Linked DNA regions of Mus musculus: region 2 is linked to region 1. Evidence: chromatin loops called from intact Hi-C (ENCODE). Cell type or tissue: gastrocnemius. All regions are shown on one strand. Links, peaks and the distances in the headings refer to the core of each region. The heading gives the core; the rest is flanking DNA.

Region 1 (8,268 bases), core at 2,088-7,087:
AGTGCTACACAGTGCCTGGAATGTGGCTGGAACACAACTAGCAGACAACAGACTGTATTGTTCTTCCTTCCTGACGAGTCACACTAAGAACCTGTGAATGCTTATCAGCAGCAACACAATGGCAAGAGCAACTAAATAAGCAAAGAAGTCCCAGTGCCTTGGTCTTGCCTTACTGAGAGCTAATAGGGATACTCCTCCATGCAACCGGTGGGGTCTTCTGAAGTCTGAGCCTACATGTCATTTATCACGAGACGATGGAGACGCAAGACGAGGTTTTCCTCTGAAATACAAATAGCTACCTTAGTAATGTCTTTCTTCAGAGTTTCTAAGCCATCTTGGGAGGACGCTCTCCTCCTCTGCTCGAGGCCTGGTGGCTTCACTTTAGATGGAGACACTAAGACTGCGCCACCTGGAAGACCCCATGGAAAGCACATGTCGGTCACACTAAGTGTCGGTCACACTAAGCTACATTCTAAAAGGGCGGATGACAGGTTGCAGGGTTTGTCCATTACCAACAGCTGGCGTCGTGAGATCATGGTGCGTCCGCTGGATACCGAGTTCTCTCAGCCTCGGTGTAGGAAGCCTGCCTCCCTTCCCTGAGGAAACAGAAGATGTCTCCGACCTAGAAAGTGAGACAATTTATTAGGAAGCCTTTCTTCCAGAAAATTTAATCAAAACTGTCTCGTTACCGTTAAGTAGCACAGTAAGAAAACATAAACCATCTAAGAGAAGTCTAGTTTTGTTTCTGAAGAAAAAAAAAATTCAGGCTCCCTCATGGAGGGAGCCTATGACCCAGTGTTTAGGACGCAGCCTCAGGAGAGTCATGAGTTCCAAGCCAGCTCTGGCTATATAGGGAAGTCTCGACTAAAAAACAATCCTTTTAAAACTTCTCAATCCATAAGGAGTTAGCGAAGCCAAGCCTAGAAAGGAGGGGAGATCACTGTACACCAGCCATCCATAAGGAAGACGGCGTCCAGTTAGTCAGCACGAGTTCCCATCGCCTGCATCCATGAACGAACAAAGGGCTTGGCTACAGACAAAGTGGACTGTCAACAAAGGCAAAGAGCCACTCCTCTAAAGCGGTCTGCACATGAAACCGCCCTTGTTGGCCATTTTCAGAAACCACTTTAAAAATATTACAAGGGAGTGGCCTTTCTTTCTTGACAGAAGCACCTGATATTCATGAATCCCAGCTTCCCCTGTGAAGTCATCCTACCTGACACGCTACAAATCTGGCGAATCCTCAGCACAGGACGCATGTGAGAACTGACTGCCCCTCGCAGAGCACAGTGCTCCAGTGCTCCATCGCACTCTGTGTGATCCCAGCACACTCCATGTGGCAGCACCTATGTCACTGCTCCTTGCTAGTCACAGAGCTGCCGGTGCAACCGTGTACCCAGTGACAGCACATACGCATCCGTCACGTACTAGAATGTCCTATACGCTGAGGAACTTAGGTCTCACCCTTCTGTCAGTCTGTCTGCCTTGGGTGTCTGTGTGTCCGGTTTCTCCAGCTCTACCGCACAGGTCTGCTTGTCCTGTCCTCTCTCCTCTCTCCCGTCCTCCTCCGCCCTGGGCTCCTCCTGGGTGTCTTCCTTCGTGCTCTCCTCAGCATCCCAAGCCAGCTTCCTCCTGACCGAGGCGGCAGGCTCTGGCATCTCCAGTCTCCTGGTGGAGTTTTTCAGGGGCTGCTCTCCCGAGGCAACTTTTCTTTCTTCTAGTTTGGTAGGAGGGTGTTTCTGGGGGGTCCTGTGGTTTGTAAGGTCTCTGCATTTCAAAAAAAAAAAAATTTATTGCAAATCTGCATTTGAGTGTCTCAGTTTATCCTGGGTTAGCGAGTGTGAGACTTCCTGTCTCTTCGTTTCCATACTGAAGGCCTTCTCTGGGTAGTGAAGTTATTGTGCAATAGAGCAAGAGAAAGCTCTACCCAAGTGTCCACTAAATATTCCAAAAAGTAATAGTTACCTACTTCACACACTTACACTTGCACTTCTGGTGACAAAAGGGTAAAACGTTACCCTCAAAATGATAAGGACTAACTCCAACGAGGCAAATTTGTCATAACTAAACTCATATTCATGCACAAGTACGCAGATTCAAATTTTTATGTTTTAGATTCATCTTTCCAAAATATTATTAAAGAGTATTTTGTGAACTTTTAAAGCAAGATCACATAGTAGAATTTATAAATGAATGAGGTATATGTGACTATATGAGAATGCTCTACTTTATTAGCTACAAATCAATGTATAATTTCCCTTACAAATAGTTAAATAGTGCTCAGTTTAAAATTTAAAACAGCAGAGAATTCTCTACATCTAGAGGCCCAGTTCCACAAGAGCCACAAAATTCATTAATGAATGATAATGGATATATATCACTCACTTATATTTTCATAAGTTTTTATGGCTGCTCATTACTTCTTAAAGTTCTTTTACATCTATCTTATCTAGTTCTGTTGTTACAAAGAATATTACAAAAGTTAGCTGCCCAGAGTTATTTATTAGTCATACAGAAACACAAAAAGCAAGTATAATATAGCTACATTTACCACAGAGAATAAGTTTTAAATAATGAAATAAGAGACCCATCTGGCTAAACAGCAGATTGTGAGTTAGCTGGGTCATTTTCCTACATCATCCTATGATGCACACAAGCTATAACACAGCCTTCTCACTTTCCACAAAGAACATCTCACCCAGCAAGATCCAGTGCTCGGATGTTGCTACTGACGGTGCCTTCCGAGCTTGTGACTGAGGAGACGTCCCAACAGCAGTTGCTGTCCGACATAATCTGGTTCAGATGGTCCCGAGAAAAATGTGTCCCCTGAACTCGCTTCCTGTAAGATTCGGCCTTTTCTCGGAGCTCCTTAACCTACGCAGAGAGTTCAGGTGCCTTCCTTTATTGCCAAGGATCTTTTATAAACACCGACAAGTACATAAGAAAGCCAAAGCAGGATACAGCCACAGTCCAATGAGAAAGGCAGGCAAAATAACAGCCACATACACTCATCAGACTATGCGTTTCAGCAGATATTAAAACAATTAAGCAAAAGCATAATGCAGCTAATTTATTCCAAACTACTAGGCAAGGAGACATTTGTAGTAGCTAAGAACAATTTTGACAAATACTTTTTTACTCCAACTGAAATTACACAAGTATTCTATGCATTATTATAGTTTTTAAGAACTCAAAAGCAACCAACCTCTGCATACCACATGGCATTTAGAGAACCCTAGGGGAGGAATACAGAGACACACTTAATGACAGGTTAATGCCATACATGAGTATTAATGGGAATCAATGAGATACTGAACCTTATTATTCTTCCTTCTAAATAGATACCAACTTGTCAATACAATTAAATTTCTTGTATCCTTAGTAATCGTGAACTCAGTAACCAAGACATCTTAGCACTGCTCGAGGACCAGCCACGCTCTTGCGAGGCTGTGGTGCTGGTGATAGGTAATTGATTGTCATCCCTCTCTCCCCATCTCTGGCTGTGATGGTGCTACTGATAGGTAACTGACTGCTATTCCTTGCTCTCCATCTCTAGAAGAGTGGCTCCATGCCAGTGACTCCTAGTCTAGCTTAATCCCCCAGCTCTCTGCCAGCCTCTCCTATTACACAAGACCCCACTAACTACTGTGAGATTCTTTCTCCAAATCTCTTGAAGTCAGCAAAACCTCAAGTTAAAAAAAAAAAAGACAAAAACAAGAACAAACAAAACAAACAAAAATACACTATATAAATGAAAATAAATACCTTCCAAATAATAGTGATATAGTCAACAAAAAAGATTTTTTTTAAATCATGAGGAACTATAAAATACTTTGAATTCTCTAATTTGCAAATCATGTACTTTTATATGAAAAGAACCCAACTACCATTGGAAACCTTTTTATTTTATACATAACACTGCCACCTGCTGGTTTCTCTAAATGCACCAATACAGTGCAAAAAAAAAAAAAAAAAAAAAGCTGACTTGTTACAATTCTGCTTTAAATGTTATTATATTTAGCCACATTTGTTGCTATTAATAACTATATTTTAAAAAACAGAGTTCCTACCCTTGTGTATAATCTTTTATCCCTCAACTATTTTAGTTAATAGTTTGGCCTTCACAGGGAGAGATGTTTTACGTATTCCATCAGGGCCTCATTCTTCAGCAGCAGTGTGTAAACTGCCACCCAGCACTGCCACAACCTGTGTCCTAGCAGACAAACAAGGACATGAACTGAAGGGCCGGTTCAAAGGGCTCCAATCAACACAGCCTTCCATGCTGAGCAGTGGAAAGACAGACAAGGAGGCTGCGTCCTGTTCACACAGGAGCTCCGTGTGCTTAAAGACTGAGAATGGGGGAAGAGCCCATAGCCATTTAGAAAGGACAGAGTGCAGGCACTTTCTGTATGCCTATTCAGTTCTATTTATTAATGACCTATGAACTCCAATGCTTTTACAAGTCTTCATTAGCCATCCTTCCTAAAAATGCTAACACTCAGTTTTATATTTAAGTGTCTATAATCCTAAACAAAGATAAAAAACTGTCTCTCAAAGTAAGGTCCTCTACTGGCAAGAGGGAGAATTTGAGTGTAGATTTCAGAAATGACCCCTAGGGCCAGTGACCAGGACTGCTATAAAGGATAAGAATGCATTATTCCCAACAACGTCACCCAATGATGGGATATTTTATAAGCCAAGGAGAGAGAGATGGCTCAGAGGCTAAAAGCACTTGCTGCTCCTACACAGAACCAGTTCAGCTCTCAGCGCCCACATTAAGTGACTTACAGCTGGCTATAACTCCAGTTCCTAGGGATACAATGCCCTCTTCTGGCCTCCATGGGCACAGGCACATGAACACACATGCAAACACACGCGCACAATCTAAACACTATAAGTAGAATGCTTTCATTACTGAATTCTTTTTCCCAATTTGAACTGAATCATTTAAAATTTACGTGCGGAAAAATCGAATTCAGAAAACAGCAAGAATGAATGAGGCGAAATCTTACACCTGGTCCTTACAGCATCTGTCAGGTTACAGGGTGGATCTCAAATGCAGCACTTTATCTAGAATCAAAGTCCTAACTGGCCTCAAGAGTCACATCAATAACCAAGCCAAAAAGACGTACATGCCAGCGAGCCATCCTGACACACACCTGTTAAGCCTGCATGGGAGAGGCTGAGGCAGGAGGACTGCTATGAGGCTAAGGTTAGACCCTTTTCAAAAACCAAATTAACTTAGAACAGATTCCATTATTAAAGGCAGTCTTATATGACCATTATAAAGCAGCAGTGTGTAACTGAAATGATGCAGGTGTGGGATACATAGCCACAATCAAAACCAGCTCACACAGGATGTCTATTCCACTAGTAAGTACACAGGACTTAAGACAGAACACCCAGTAGCTTTGCTAAAAACAGATTCCCAAAGTGTAGCATGTAGACAATTTAAAAGGAAATGAAGTTAGTATCTGAACTATGAGCAGAGAGTGTGTCAGTGATAGGATTGTGGCTGGAGAGACGGCTCAGTGGGTGACAGCGCTTGCCCTCTCACCCCCTGCATAATTCCAGCACTGGAAGGTAAAGGAGGCCATGGCTCAGTAGCCAGGCACACAGCCTATCAGTGAGATCTGGGTTCTGTGAGACATGCTGTCACAAAAAGTAAGCTAGCAAGCAGCTCCACCTGTGGCCTCCACGTGCACAGCCATGTATGCACACTGCACACACCACACATACATAAAACACATGCCAAAAAATGCTGGGGGCAGGGAGAAGATGGCAGAATACTTGATATTCAGGTCACTCAGTATCAGCCATATACCACAAACAGTAGTCCAGGGGAAAAAATCTAGTATTTAGCCAAAACATGGCCCCTATTAAATGTTTATAACTTGGTTAATAACTGATCACTGGGGCTGGAGAGATGGCTCAGAGGTAAAGAGCACTGACTGTTCTTCCGAAGGTCCTGAGTTCAAATCCCAGCAACCACATGGTGGCTCACAACCATCTGTAATGAGATCTGACGCCCTCTTCTGGAGTGTCTGAAGACAGCTACAGTGTACTTAGATATAATAATAAATAAATCTTTAAAAAAAAAACTGATCACTGGCTTCTCTGAGAATTGCTATGTCCTCCTTTTGCCAACTTAAGTTTTGGTTTTTTGATAAAAGGCTAATGCAAATTTCACCCTAATTTATAAACTTCCAGTAGCAACTAATACATCTATGAGAAGGTTACAGCATGGAGATATCACATCGGGTGAAACTGAGAACGCAGCCTCTACATTACAGCACAGCACCCTCCTCCCTGGGACAACAGAGCATTCCGCCTGACTTCAACATCTCCAGCCCTCCCTGGGCTAAACGGTGAGGCCTAAATACCAACTCACCTCAGTCTGAAGAGACCGTACACTAGCCAAGGCTCTTCCCAACGCAGCTTTCTCAGACCTGTCCACTGGCCCTCTTCAGCCACATGCTTCAGTGTTCCCGTTTTCTCCTGCCCTGCCCAATCCCCCAGAAATAATCTCTTTGCCAAGGCCTAGAATATTACTCAACTGTGCAAGAGCCTAGGGGATTCAGTCCTTTTTCCATTATGGCTGCTTGTGAAACTCAAACTTTTTACTTGATTTTACCAGAGTGAATGGACAAATGCCCAGATGACCAGGAGCTGCTCCTGTCCTGTGCAGCCTGGGCTGGGCTAGCTGCTCCTGTCCTGTGCAGTCTGGGCTGGGCTAGCTGCTCCTGTCCTGTGCAGCCTGGGCTGGGCTAGCTGCTCCTGTCCTGTGCAGCCTGGGCTGGGCTAGCTGCTCCTGCCCTGTGCAGCCTGGGCTGGGCTAGCTGCTCCTGTCCTGTGCAGTCTGGGCTGGGCTAGCTGCTCCTGTCCTGCGCAGCCTGGGCTGGGCTAGCTGCTCCTGTCCCGCACAGTCTGGGTGAGGCTTGGGTAGACAGTTCTGAGAGTAGCTGCAGTGGAAAAGTCTGGAAGCCCCCTGAAACAGAGCGCTGAGAAGGGTGTGGCTGCAGTGAGAAAAGTCAGAGAGCCCCTTGAGGCAGAGCGCTGAGGAGGGTGTAGCAAGGCTACTTGTCTCACGGAACCAGCAGCTCACAAAGACCAGACCCAATCTACCCTCTTTGGAAAGATAGACAGAAAAGAATATCTGTTATTATACAATCCAACCCCAAAAACGGTTTAATTTAGCTTGTGCACATGAGAAGGGCTGAAAAGTGTCCAGATAACAGTTTTAAGACACGAATTATACAGTAATATAGACTTTCTACCATTTATCCTTTGACTAGAAGCCCCGCTTCTCAGCAGGAGGCTATAACTGTCCTCTCCTCTGCCCAATCTTCAGAGCCCCAGCTTCTCTGCTACATCAGGACACCCCAAGAGTAGAACTTGAACCTCAAGCTGCACACACCCCTTTCCTACATGATGCAGGGGTGCACACTGTAGCAATCTTCCTGGAACATTCATTATTGATAGAGAGAACCTTCAGTTCAAAGTCTGAGGTCTGGATGGCATGAGGACCCAACCAAGAAGGCTATCATCCTGCAAACTGAACTCATTAGAACTATCAGATACTTCATGGCTTTAAAAAAATGACTTTAATAACCAATGTCAATCTCCACGGGGTCACTGCTATAAAAACAGTACACACACCGGTAAGGTGACAACTACGATTTTAAGATGGTGGGATTTGCGGTGCTACTATTGGACCATCCATCCTCACACTGTGAGTGAAACTCATGGTGCAGTGGCTGGCTCGGCCGGAAGAGCGTGTGCGATCAGACTCACCTGGTTTGACAGGTTCTCCTTCACCCGGGTCCAAGCTCCAGCTTTATAGAAATACTGGGCTGGGCTCAGGAACTTTGCTCTATATTCAGAATTCACTTTTCTAAGAGAGACAGAACGCAAGTAAGTATTTTAGCAAGCTGACCACCCAGACATGACCGTTTCCTGGTGAGCTACGTACCCAAGCCTTTGGTGTCTCCATGAAGCAGGCTTCTTTACAGACTGGTCTGAGTCTTCCGACGCCATGTCTACTTCTAAGTCTAAAGGCTCATCTGCCTTATTGTATTGAAATGGAAATAATTTGAGTGTTTATGCTTAGAGATGTCAGACATTCAAGTAAAAACATACATGTTATAAAGGTAGGCCTAGAAACTCTACTACATTTTTGCTTCTAGATGTTTAGCTACTAAAGCAAACAAACAAACAAACAAACAAACCCAAATCAACAAGTTTTGAAGCCAAGGAGTTTAGATCCCT
Region 2 (8,268 bases), core at 1,690-6,689, 380 kb before region 1:
AAAAAGTCCAGGACCTGAAATAGTCATATGGTCAATCGATATCATTCTGGACACAAGTCCTAAGCATGGGAACGAATATGTACACTATTCTGTTTGTTGGCATATATTGGTCTAATATGGTTTTGATAATGGGAATGTTTGTTACTTTTAAATCATAATTCTATACATAGATGCACTCAATCAATGTTCTTTGCTATCTTAAAACTACAAAAGTCCACTTTATCTAAAGTATCTTATTATTTCATCTTTATCTCCTCCCTTCTAGGCGTTTAGTCTCTCCTCTACTATAAGATTCTGTTTCTTTCTTTAGAAGTAGGCAATACTGAGGCTGTCATGTTTGTGTGATATTCATCAACAAACCATCTTTGGAACCTGGCAATCTTGATTTTTCTTATTGTCGGGATACCTTTGGGTACCAAATTCTCCCTTAATAGAGATGAGCTTGTTCAAAGGAAAAACCTGAATGTGTTGAGTTTTGACCCACGCTGAACCTGCCCACCACAGCCCCTCAGTGATCCGTCTTGTAATTCCTTTCCAAGCACGTGACTAAGCAAGGTGCATCCCCTTACTGAGCTCAAGTCAGAAGCATTTTGTTCTTTTCCACACTTGAAGGTCTCTCTTATTCCAGTACTCACATGATCATCTTATTCCGGAGAAAAGGTGACGCTATATGGAACTACCCACAGCATCCTGACTTTCTCGAGATCCATGACAAAGCTGAGGAAGAGCTGGGCCCTCATATGACTTGGGCCTTGCATGTGTCTCAGGTTACAAGTACAAACTTCTTCAGACACTCATCTCACCAGGCATGGGGGAAACACAGACACTTGCCAGGATTAGGTATTAAAGTCGCTTCTCATTTAACCGGATGTGTCTAGGATGGGCACACTCTGGGATAAATGCTCGCAGTCTTTCATACTTCCTCTCGTCCTGTGAGCACCCAAAGATGGCAAGGCTAGAGCTAGCCTCATAGTACAAGCAGTGTCAGCAGCAGCAGCAGCAGCAGCAGCAGCAGCAGCAGCAGCAGCCAAACGCTCAGTGGATGATGGCCTTGTCTCCTCTCCTTGATGTAGCACCAAGTCAGCCGAGTCTAAGGAACATATGGGCAAGCACTCTCTGGTCCTTAACATTTCTTCTGTCAGTATCTCCTCACACTGCTCCTCCGTGTGCACCTTCCAATGGCCACCAGTTGCCTGGTCTTTTTATGACCGAAACATCCATTCGATATAGCTTTGAAGGGATTTTCAGGAATTCTGGAAATCCATCTTCTGCCTCATCTATCTGGCCACCTGCCAAGGCCACCATGACACTGTTACCTCACATGATGACAAAAACCCTTCCAATACATCCATTGCCTTCTAGATGTCCAAACAGTGAAGGGACCAAACTGGACTCTGCTTCGCACTTCTCTGAATTGAAAGCCTGTTTGACTGCTGTCCTTCACTGACTCATAGGATAAACACCACTTCTTTCTTTAAAAGAAAAAAATTGTTCCCTAGGAGCTGAAGGGTTTAACTTACTCTCAGCAAATGAGTGACAAGCTACCCTGCACAATGGCTTTTGTATCTCTAGTCTCAATGTCCCATTGTAGATGTGTGTGGCAGTGTACATTGTGTGTACATGTGTGTACATGTGTGCGTACATGTGTACATGTATATACATGTGTGTGCATGTGTGTACATGTGTGTGTGTGTGCATGTGTGGAGGCCAGAGGACAACTTTGAGTGTCTTTCCCAGGAATCACACACACACACACACACACACACACACACACACACACACACACACACACCCTGGGATCTGTGGTCCTTGTCTGGCCTGGTATGCTGGGCTGGATGCTTAAGCAGCCCCAGGGATGCATCTGTATCTCTCTTCCCAGTGCTGGAATTGCAAGTCTGTGTCACTTTATTCAGCTTTCTTAGTGGAGTAAAGATTGAAGTCCGGTCCTTATGCTTGTAAGGTGGGCACGTAGTGACTGAGCCAGCTTTTTAGGGCTGAGTTAACCACTTGGAAACGTTTTTGAAAGAACTCCTACTGTACTTCATTGAGGCCAGAAAGAGATTCACTCAATGGCATTGAAGATGCAATTCCCACTGGTTATATGGCCTTAAAGGAAATGGCATTTCTTCTCCTCTGTGTATTTTTAGATGAGGCTATGAAACTCAAAGGAGAGCTTAGCCTGAGATGACTCCTTTACTGAAGCTTTTCAAGATCCTGAGCGGAAGAAGACCCAGGGACGCTGTACCTGGACTCATACCGTGGAATCTGAGCTCATACGAGGAGGTTGTTCTGATCTAAGTTTGTGCTGATTTCATGTGAGGCATTAGGAAACAATGATATTATTAGAAGGAGAAGCAAAACCACAGTGCATCCATATTCATGTAGCAACGGGGCAAACAATGAGTAAAGGCACAGAAACCAAAGCCATGTTGGGTGGATTCATGTTTGAGCCCCACCACCTACATGTTATATATGCTTGGGATGTTCCTACATGTTCCCATTCTTTGATTTCCGCACTATGAAATGAAATGGACGGAGGGCTACTCTCATGAAATTATCTTGGGGATTAATGAATCTCAGCACGGTCTTTAGAAGAACAACTGACACATGGTAAGCACTCTATAAACCATTAGGCATCCTCAAATGAACCTACTCTATTCATACCAGTGGCTCTGGACCTCTGGAAGGCTCTCGTTATATGTCCTGAGGGAATAAATGTGAGTCAGCTTACCATAGTCAAAACATTTGACAAAAAAAGATGAACTTATTGTGTTGCCTTTCAAAAAATTAAATTCAGTTAAGAAAACATGGATAAAGTCATAGTGAGTACCGTTTCAATTTTAAGCTGCAAAGAGATCATGTGCAAACATGATCATATCTGAAGATCTTGCTGCTCCCTGCTCTGGTTTAGATATAGTCTGAGAGCATCTCTCGAGACTCATGCAAGGGAAGCTTGGGCTGCGTTGTGGTGGCACTGAGGTGACAAACCTTTACCAAGGGATGCTGTGTGAATGATAACTGGGTCATGGGGCTACATGGAGGTTAGTGTTTCTCTCTAGAAGGAGGTCACAAGGATGCCATCTTCTCTGACCTCTCTGACTCCTCATAGCAATGTTTTGCCTCTTTGGCACATGCTCATGACATTGTGGTACCATCTGCCATGGGGCCTTCACCAGAGCCAAGCAGATACTGAAGATGCTGTGATCTCGAACATGTACAACTCTGAGATAAGTAAGACTCCTTCCTTTACAAAGTGCTTGGACTGGGATGTATCCCCATAGCAGAGTGTGCTTAAGTAGCACCCACAGGCCCCGTTTTCAATTCTCAGCACCACGGGAGGAACTTTATAAAATACCAAGATCCACCTAAGGTAATTTTATAGCACCATAAAATGAACTGAAGTGACATTCCTTCTGCCCGAAGATTTGAGAATCAAACAAGTCAAACAAGCCATAGTCATGGTCATCACTAAAACACTTGTGGACAACTACAGAAATCTCATAGTGTAGTTGCTGCATGTTATTCTCAATGATTGCGCAACAAACTAAAATAGAATGAAAATATTTTATGATAATTTACAGAATAGTTGGCAGACAGATGACAGAAGAAGATATATAGATAGATGAGATAGATAGATAGGTAGATAGATAGATAGATAGATAGATAGATAGATAGATAGATAGATAGATAGATACACAGATGAGATAGATAGGTAGATATAGATATATAGATATATAGATGATGATGATGATAGGTAGATAGATGATTGACAGATGATACATACATACATACATAGATGATAGATAGATAGTAGATAAATAGATAGATAGATAGATAGATAGATAGATAGATAGATAGATAGATAGTAGATAGATAGTAGATAGATAGATAGTAGATAGATAGATATAGATAGACATGCCTTGTAGTTCTGATGATAAATGGGAAAACACATTTAAACCTGGGTGACTTCATACTTCTATATTATGCTCTGTTAGTAAAGCACTTGTCATGCAAGCATGAGTTTGGATCTCCAGCACCCCCAAAACACTGAGCTGGTTGTTAGTGTACGTCTATAATTCTCCTGCTGGAAAGGCAGTACAGAGGGGCCCTAGACATCTCTGGGCAGCCAGACTATCCACACTAACCAGTTTGTCAACCAGGCTTAGTGAGATCCCTCATCTCAGAAAGAAAGAGAGACAGTGACCAAGAAGCTGTGTAGACTTCTGTCTAACATGTTACTTGTACAATATACATGCATATATGTGTGTGTGTGTGTATGTATATGTATATATATATATATAAAATACATACATACATACATAATACATGCATGCACACATACATACGTACATACATACATACATACCACAAACACACAAGCACAAACAACAACAAATCTCCACTAAGAATTAGTGAAACTAATCAGCAGTGAGCAGAAAAAAAAGCAGATTTCTAAGTGTCATCAAGTAACAATAAACAATGCAAATTAATGTCTGCTCATAAATCAGCTCTTGGTAAGGTTGGAGGGGAAGCCCTTCTTCAACGGGAAGTCGTTCCGTAATCCAGATTCTTTCTATCCATGGCTTCCCAGACCCTAGTTTCCCATGGTTTCCACTGTTCCTTGCATCTGTAGAATACGACGGAAATGGCAGTGAAGACCACCAGGGTAGGGGAGCCAGGGAGTGGTAATCGACAGGATTGAAAGCAGCACAGCACGAGTTCCCCTTTGCTATCTTTCCACTAAGAACAACCCAGTCACATGGTCGCATCTCCCTTCAAAGGGGCAGATGGCTTTCTCTGCCAGTAGCACACCAAGCGATGTCAACACACAGTTGTGTGTGGCTGGAAGGCAGCATTAGAAAGCATGATCTCTAAGTCCAGATAATCTAGGTTCAGGCTTGTTTCCCCTGCCTATGCCTTGTTTTCTTCAGTTTCTCCTCTTTTCAATGAAGATTTTAAAATGACGTACATCTTAAGAATCCCATGACACTTGAATTAGATGATGTGCTTGTGATCGCTAGGAGCATCACTATCATTTAATCAGTGTGGAAAATGTTTTCTTTTAACTATTGGTTAGCCATTCCAAATGATTGGTTTGGGAAGCAAAGAAGTCATCCATTTCTTCTCTCTCTCTCTCTTTCTGATATTTTATTTATTTACATTTCAAATGCTATTCCCTTTCTCAGTTCACTCCCCCCGAGCCCCCCCATCCCACCCCCCTTCCCTGCTTCTATGAGAGTGCTCCCCTACCCACCCATTCACTCCCACCTCACCGCCCTGGAATTCCTCTATACTGGGACATCCATCGAGCCTTCACAGGACCAAGGGCCTCTCCTCCCATTGATGACAAACAAGGCCATCCTATGCTACATATGTGACTGGAGCCATGGGTCCCTCCATGTGTACTCTTTGGTTGGTTGTTTAGTCTCTGGGCACTCTGGGGGGTTTTGGTTGGTTGATGTTGTTGTTGTTCCTATGGGGTTGCAAACCCCTTCAGATCCTTCAGTCCTTTCTCCTACTCCATTGGGGACCTTGTGTTCAGTCCCATGGTTGGCTTCAAGCAGTCATTCATTTCTGTTAAGCACTCAACTGTATGGGTGCTCGAAAGAACATTTCATTTCCATTGAGAACATCTAGGCTCGGGAAGGTCATAGAAACAGAATCTTAAATGACTGCTGTTTCACTGTCATGAAACACCCTTGGCCTGGGTGGCTGTCACTGAGAGCATTGAGAGATCTGGTCTTTTATTACTGGTGGCTCCTCAGTGCCCCAGGCTTGACCATATCCTTTTTGTTTGTTTGTTTGTTTGTTTTTGTTTTGTTTTTCAAGACAGGGCTTCTCTTTATAGCCCTAGCTGTCCTGGAACTCACTTTGTAGACCAGGCTGGCCTCGAACTCAGAAATCCGACTGCCTCTGCCTCTCGAGTACTGGGATTAAAGGAGTGTGCCACCATGTCCAGCGACCATATCCTTATTTAGTGTATAGAGATAACCCTAAGAAGACCCTACTACATGTTTCTATCTCAGGTAAGACAAGGATATCCAAAGCTCACAGAAAGAAAAGCTACTGTAACTTCAAAATAAAACCTCAAATGTCAAAAAAAAAAATTGAGATTAACTATCGATAATACTGTATATATCAAGCTGATAATTTGGAATTATGATGTGCACATGAGCATTTCAGATACTATCAGGTTTCAGTGTTGTTTCATATAAGTGTCTGCCACTGCATTAAAGGAACCCCATGTGGCACCCAGTTTCTGCTTCTCCCTCAGGGTAGCCAGCCCTGTTGCCTCCCAAGCTGAACTGGAGGGAAGGCAGCTTAGGTCGGTGTGGGTTGGCTTGGGTGCAGGATCGCAGTCAGCAATGGGTGTGGTGCAGGAGCAATAAAGAGACCTAGGAAACAACAGCTTCAGAGAACTGGTTCCTTTATTGGGTGGGGAGAGAAAGGATTATGTATGGCGCTGGGGAGTTGCCAGGGTCTCTGGGGCAAGGTTTACGTGGGTGGCTAGGTACCAGTGGCCAGGGCAGGGGTGCCGGATAATGATGCTTCATCCATATACCCTGGGGCTGCAAGGTCTGCAGGGGCTGGGGTAAAAAAATATGGTTAAACAAGGAGTGAAGCCTGATAACTGTCAGGGTAATAAATTCCTGCTAGAGTTGATCCTGGGGGATCCGGCTTTACAACACCACATAGGGAGCGGGGAGGTAGCCAACTACTGCTCCCTCCCTCAAAACTTCTTCCATAACCCCGGACCGTTATGGTCCCACACCCATGAGCATCTCGTAATGGGATCTGAGCTTCTGGATGGTGCTGCTGATCTTTAGGAGCAAATGGCACCCCTTCTGAAGAGCTCCAGGCTACAACATTTACAGTGTGAGTCTACACTCCGCACAGTCTAACCCAGAGAGGGCACTTGACCAGAATTTTTCAAAGCTCTGTAATGCACAGGCTTCTTCTAGAAAGAGATAATGTTCACTAAGCCACACAAATGAATCCACAGCGCACTCCTGTTCAAACTGCAAGCCCGGGGGCGGGGGGGGGGGAGTGGGGGGGCATCTCTCATCTTTATTTCTACGCCGTTCTCCATCGCTCTCATTTTCAAATCCTGCAGCTGCCTTGAGGCACACGCATGCGCCCTTCCCCGGCGCCACAGTCTCATGTATTTTGAGCCGTTCTTCCCTGTAAGCATCTGACAACACGTCCTTTTCCATCTGGCTTCCAGGATTCCACCCAAGTTTACTCCTGAGGCCTTCTTATAAATAATGAACCCTGACTGACATGTTAACCTGATCAGAACCTCAGGGAATAACGTCACAAGGTGACGCTGCTCTTCCTGTTGATTGTCCTCTTCTGAGGGCTTGCCTTGGTTACTACTGACTAGGAAAGTGGGAGAAAGGGACTTCTGGGTAGCCTCCACGTGACTCGCGGGGTAGCTTCGCTACCTTAGCAAGTCACTTCCATATTCCAGCTCCCCTTCCCTCCTTGACACAGCTGGAAAGGCGATGATTTCCTACATTTAATAGCCAATGGTTACTTAATTCAACTGCCCATGGGGGCCATTTAATCCTTTACTATATGCTGGGTCTCTGCCAAGTGTTAGATCATATTTAATCTTCACAGCATCCCTGTGAGATGTTTATAAATGAGAGAAAAACCAGTACAGAGTTATTAAGGAGTGCAAACCAATGGGGGCCTAGCCCTTGAAGACTAGAGACTTTAGAGCTTTTATGAAGACCATGCGTCAGATGGGTTTGTTGTTTCCTAGCGCAGAGAAATGAAGGACCTGTCATAACCAGAGGCATATATAGAATACACACCCAAATCCCACACTGCCCACTCGGGTCAGCACCATCTCTGTGCTAATTCCACCACCCCGGCTTGCTTTACACAAAGTCAATGCTGTAAACTTAAATTTGACCTAGTTTACTCTAATTGTGGGTTGCGGTTCAATTATTCAACAATTGATTACTAAGAACTTAGCTTTTGAGCAACCACTATAAATGCAGTCTTTCTTCTCTGGTCTCTCTCATAAACAAACCTTGCTACTTTAGATTCCTCTGACTAAGCCCCAGCCTTCAAAATGACCTAGAAATGCAGAAGGAGCTGCCTCCTGCAGGTTCCATATTCCAAAGGACAATGCAGACATAGAAGACGACCCTGGGATGTATACTGAGACGATTCTCTAGCTAGTTCAAGCTCCAAATGCCACCCTTATGCTTATTTTATGCAGTAAACTTCAGACGTGTTGGAGCCTTGATTTTGCTC

The links. A loop is a pair of places that touch in the nucleus more often than their neighbours do. Peaks named below come from ENCODE experiments on the same cell type or tissue, not always from the same donor. Only the 100,000 strongest peaks of a DNase experiment are listed, where the experiment ranks them.
Region 2: it touches region 1 in a loop (6-fold over the local background); 26 of 42 quality-filtered maps call a loop at or near these places.

What each region holds. Positions count from the first base shown.
Region 1 is chr10:118,151,801-118,160,068 of GRCm38, reverse strand. Mdm1 (transformed mouse 3T3 cell double minute 1) reads right to left here. Exons shown (of 14, transcript NM_148922.3): 6 at 7,973-8,067; 7 at 7,795-7,894; 8 at 2,699-2,874; 9 at 1,465-1,767; 10 at 513-622; 11 at 300-409. Among named protein-coding and RNA genes, the nearest start is that of Mdm1, 14 kb to the right of the region's middle. In gastrocnemius, for the core only: CTCF peaks have their summits at 3,914 (motif pointing left) and 4,812 (motif pointing left); a DNase peak (open chromatin) is centred at 3,552.
Region 2 is chr10:118,536,105-118,544,372 of GRCm38, reverse strand. All of the region lies in intron 1 of Ifngas1 (Ifng antisense RNA 1), which reads left to right. Among named protein-coding and RNA genes, the nearest start is that of Ifngas1, 16 kb to the left of the region's middle. In gastrocnemius, for the core only: no CTCF peak of the experiment used is centred there; a DNase peak (open chromatin) is centred at 4,811.